Linked DNA regions of Homo sapiens: region 2 is linked to region 1. Evidence: chromatin loops called from intact Hi-C (ENCODE). Cell type or tissue: endothelial cell of umbilical vein. All regions are shown on one strand.

The links. A loop is a pair of places that touch in the nucleus more often than their neighbours do. Peaks named below come from ENCODE experiments on the same cell type or tissue, not always from the same donor. Only the 100,000 strongest peaks of a DNase experiment are listed, where the experiment ranks them.
Region 2: a loop joins it to region 1, with 10 times the contacts of the local background. A loop is called at or near these places in 4 of 110 quality-filtered maps.

The regions. Positions count from the first base shown.
Region 1 is chr7:149,309,128-149,311,627 of GRCh38, reverse strand. It overlaps TRC-GCA1-1 (tRNA-Cys (anticodon GCA) 1-1), which reads right to left and starts at 1,438; the gene lies at 1,367-1,438. In endothelial cell of umbilical vein, a CTCF peak has its summit at 1,227 (motif pointing left); a DNase peak (open chromatin) is centred at 1,247.
Region 2 is chr7:149,459,557-149,462,056 of GRCh38, reverse strand. ZNF777 (zinc finger protein 777) reads left to right here and starts at 995. Exons shown (of 6, transcript NM_015694.3): 1 at 995-1,242. RefSeq lists silencers at 1,015-1,354, 1,525-1,594, 1,885-1,964, 1,975-2,334. In endothelial cell of umbilical vein, a CTCF peak has its summit at 1,364; a DNase peak (open chromatin) is centred at 1,386; H3K4me3 peaks cover 1,845 bases; H3K27ac peaks cover 283 bases.

The sequences.
Region 1 (2,500 bases):
AAAAAAAAGAATGAAATCACATCATTTGCAGCAACATGGATGCAGCTGGAGGCCATTATCCTAAGTGAGTTAACACAGAAACAAAAAACCAAATACCACATGTTCTCACTTATAAGTGGGAGCTAAACATTAGATACACATGGACAGAGAGATGGGAACAATAAGCATTGGGGAATCCAAAAGGGGAGAGGGAGGGAGGGGGAGAAGGGTTAATAAACTACCTGTTTGGCAATGGGATCATTAGAAGCCCAAACATCAGCATTACTCAATATACCCATGTAACAAATCTGTACACGTACCCCTTGAGTTTAAAATTTAAAAATTTTTAAAAAGGTCATCACTAGTTCGTGTATTCAACAAACATTTATTGAGCTCCTGCCTGTTCCAATCTGTGTCATGTTCTGTGAACCCCTAGCTGATGAAGACTTTGTTTTGGCAGTCAAGGAGCTCCTGGGCCAGAGAACTGTTCCCACTGCAGATATATACGGAGTACCCAAGGGACAACATGATCATCATCCTAGTCTCAGGCCTCCAGGAGAGGTCTCTGCACGCCAGGCCAACAGCTCTTTTGAGCTTGAGCTTATGTGCAGACCAGCAAAGAAAAATTTTCTTGTTGATATCTTTGTCCACAGCATGGGGGAAGGGAAAGAGAAGTGTATTTGTTTGTTCTCACACTGCTATAAAGACATACCTGAGACTGGGTAATTTATAAAGAAAATAGGTGTAATTGGCTCACAGTTCTGTGGGATGTACAGGCTTCTTCTGGGAAGGCCTCAGGAAACTTACAATCATGGCAGAAGGGGTGTGAGAAGCAAGCACATATTCACATGGCCGGCAGGAAAGAAAGAGAGTAAAGGGGGAAGTGCTACACACTCTCAAACAACCAGATCTCATGAGAACTCACTCGCTATCACAAGAACAGCAAGGGAAAAATCTGCCCCATAATCACCCCCCACTAGATCCCTACCCCAACACTGGGGATTACAATTCAACAAGAGATTTGGGTGACAACACAGAACCAAACCATATCAAGAGATTGCAAGGGCTTTGGGACTAGACCTTCAGTGAGGCTAATTGTTGAGAAGGAACAATACTCAGTCCAGCTCTGCTCAGCACATCATTATTGCAGTGGTCTAGCATCTCTTCCTGTCTTCTCCTCCAACTCAGACATTGCTGGGCCAAACTAGGTATTTTTTTTCAGATTTCAGCCTGACCATATCACTCCCTCTGGTGGACAGTTGTTGATTCTTTTTACCCAGCATCCATTTCTCCCTCTTCTTAAGCTTCTTTCATTGTTTCTCCTTCATCTCCTTTTTTGTCTCAAATACTGTCTCCCAAAAGATGCATTCTAGAAGTGAAGAAAACTAGGGGGCACCTGGATTTGAACCAGGGACCTCTTGATCTGCAGTCAAATGCTCTACCACTGAGCTATGCCCCCTGCTGCCATTATGTTTCCTATTAATATTATTTCAGCTTTGGAATCGTGTTGTATTAACATGATGGTAAGTGGCAGAGATTAAATTTCAGCTGATAGAAAATAAAATATAATGTAAATATCAGACAAGAAGCTGACTTCCAGGAACTCAAATGTTCTCAGGACTCTCTCCCTGTAGCTTTATTCTTTGGTTCCCTCTTAAGTTAGTTTTAATGTCTCAAACCCAACTCTCCACGCAGCTGAGACCCTGCCTCCAACATTTGTAGGTTCATAGCTCCACACTTTGATTGCCAGAGAGAAAAAGACTTGAGTCTAAAAAATTCTAGAGAAGGACTGTGGTTGGTTTGGCTTGGGTTCTGTGCCTATCCATGAGCAGCCACTGCCACCAAGGATTAAGATATGTAAGGGGTATAACCATTTCAGGAGTAAGGTCTTCTAAGAATATATCTGCCTCCACTCAGAATATATGTCTATAGTATGAGGAGAAAAGTGGTTCTCTAAAAGAAGTCAGGAGTAGCCAGGACATGGCCATGGGGGACCATCACTGCAGCCCTAGGGGCCTCTCAGTATTCTCAGCAGAGTGGAACATATTAAGAAAGACTAGCAACCTACTGCCTCTGCTAAACAGAGCCATGGGAAGCCCTGCACAGCCAGATTCCTTGATGAGTTTCATGCATTAATTCAATGAGCACTAGTAGGTGCCTCCTGTGTCCCAGACTCTAACAACCACACAATTCCCGGCCTCAGGAGCTAAAAGTTTAGTGGAAATGCCTGTCATGGCAATTCATGATAATAGCTCTTGGAATACAGAGGAGAGGGTGTAAATTACACACCTGACCAAAACTAGGGTAATGGCATGTTCCCTATTCAAAATGGGCTTTGCGTTCTGAAGGGCTTACTTAAACAAGGCAGGTGGGAAGGAATTCCATGTGAAAATGGCAGCAAGAGCAATGGATTCAGGTGCAGCCTTGACAAGAAAGTTCAAGGATGGTCATTGCACAGTGTTGGGTGAGACAATGGGGGAGGATCTTAGAGAGGCATCGAGGCCCAAGGCCTACAGTACAG
Region 2 (2,500 bases), 150 kb before region 1:
TACCAAAACCAGTAGTGTGCATTGTTTACGAATGCACACATGTTAGTTAATGCATAAAGACCTGGGTGAGAACTCTAGCCTCCGGGAAGGGAGGGGACAGGATGCATAGCTCTGGCCTTACCTCTATCTGTAACTTTCCTTTTTTTTGTTTTTTGAGACGGAGTCTTGATCTGTCCCCTAGGCTGGAGTGCAGTGGGGCGATCTCGGCTCACTGCAACCTCTGCCTCCCGGGTTCAAGAGATTCTCCTGCCTCAGCCTCCCAAGTAGCTGGGACTACAGGGCCGCGCCACCACGTCCAGCTAATTTTGGTATTTTTAGTAGAGACAGGGTTTCATCACGTTAGCCAGGTTGGTCTCGATCTCTTGACCTCGTGATCTGCCCACCTCAGCCTCCCAAAGTGCTGGGATTACAGGCATGAGCCACCACGTCTGGCCATAACTTTCCATTATCTGAGCTGCCAGCATACTGAGTCCTGTTGCCTTCCAAGACCAGCTCCACTCCTGGGGTTCCATTAGGTAAACACAATGTCCTCTGCTCCCCCCCGCCGTCTTCCCTCACTTAAGTTAGTTCCAGTTGGGCTTCATCGCTAGTAACCAGGACGCCTGCCTATAGTTTCTTCTTTTTTTTTCCTTTTCAATTCATCCCCAGTTCTCGCCACCTCGTAGGTATTCAATTAATACATGTTTAAGTGGACCTGTCCAGGAAGGGGAGTTCTCAACTCTAAGCTCCTGCATTTCTTTTGGGACTTCTCATGGTTACAAAGAGCATTCATTCATACTGTGACTGAGGGTAAACAAGTCGCTGCCCACTCGGCCTCAGTTTCCTCCTAAATGACCCGTCTGGCCACTTCCAGCCCCAGCAGGGTCTGATTCTAGGAATTCGGTCCTTTCATGTCGAAAACAACACTCGGGCATTTCACAAAAGCACCCAACCCCCTGGCTCCCCTTGGAAGCACAGCCCGCGTCCCTGGAACCCGGGCTGCACTGAGCTGGTCACATGAACTCCGGGCTTTCTCTGGTGTGACGGGTTTCTTAGATCCCTTTGTGAGCGCAGGTTTTGAAAGGGAACGACCCCGGGTTCTGGGTGTGAGAGGCGCAGGGGATCGGCGGGAGGAAGGCTGTCGGAGCCAATCAAGCCGCCTCCAGACCCCAGCACGTCGCCTGGGCTGCGCGCTCCGACTGCGCCTCCGCCCGCGCGCCTCCCGGCCTCGCCCGAGGGTGCCTGGGCAGGCGAGGACCCCAGGTGAGAGGCCGGAGGGTCCTGGAGGGTGGGAGGCCCCGGCGGTTCGGCCCGGGCTCCACGACGGGCTGGCCCGGGCTCAGGGCGTGTCCGTCGCCGCCGGGCGGCTCGCTCGACACTGTTCGCTCCTACCGGCTGTAGATGGAGCTGTCTGGGTTCCGGCAGCCTCCGACGAGCCTCGGAGTGTTTCTCTTTAAACGGCCTGAGAGGGACATGCCTCCCAGGATGCAGTTTGTAGCAACATGGCAGCTGCTGTGCAGCTCCCCTGCTAAAGAGGCGCCGGGACGGCAGCGCAGCTCGCAGCCGGGGCCGGGGCCGGAGCTGGGGTCCCAGCCGCGGCCGCAGAGGGGCGGCGCGCGGGCCGGGGGCCGCCGTTGAGGGCCGGGGCCCAGCTCGCCGCCGGGACGCAGCCGGCCGGGCCGCCCGCACAGCCGCGCGCCCAGCTCCGACGCCGCCGCTCGGGCTCCGCGACCCCGCGCCCGCTCGCCCCGCGCGCCCCGAGCAGGCCGGGGCCCGACGGCCGCGCGCGAGCCCCGGCGGGGAAGACAGGGCTGGGCCGGCGCCGCCTGCGGAGAGCGCCGGGCGGCCGGGCCTGCGTGGGGCCGCGCGCAGTAGCGGCGGCGGCAGTAGCGGCGGCGACTCCGGGGGCCCGGGCCGGACAGCGCAGGGCCATGGCCGAGGCGGCCCCGGCTCCTGTGAGGGCGGCCCGCGCGCGCACGGACGCGCGGCCTCGGGGCCCCGGGGACGGCCTGCGTGTCCCGGGCTCGGCGGCCCGGCCTGGGATCTCGGTAAGGGGCAGAAACGCTACGACGTTGGCGCGGGGGGTGGGGGCGCCCTGGAGGGGGCCCGCGCGTCTTGACCCGGGCGGTGGGGGAGGGCTACGGGCCTCGCCGCCGTCCGTGCGAGGGAGGCTGCTCTCACGCCCGGCCCGGCACACACGCGGCCCCGAGGTGGGGCGCCCGGAGGCGCGCTCGCTCCCTGCGGGGCCCGCGCTGCGTCCGTCGGGGTAGCCGCCGGCACGTTTTCCGCAGAGCTCGGCCCCGCGGAGCCTTCCCCGGCCCGGGCGCGGCGCTGACGCGGCTCTCCCATTTCGCAGAACGGAGACACTGAGGCACAGACACCTGGCGGCGACCCGCCCTGCCGGCCCCAAGGTCACGTAGCAAGGCATCCGTGGCACGGTGCGGCAGCCCCAGAAAGGCCTGCCCAGAGGGCTGCGGGCCTGGACGGGGAGGGGGTGGCTCTGGCGGCGGCCGCCCCTGGG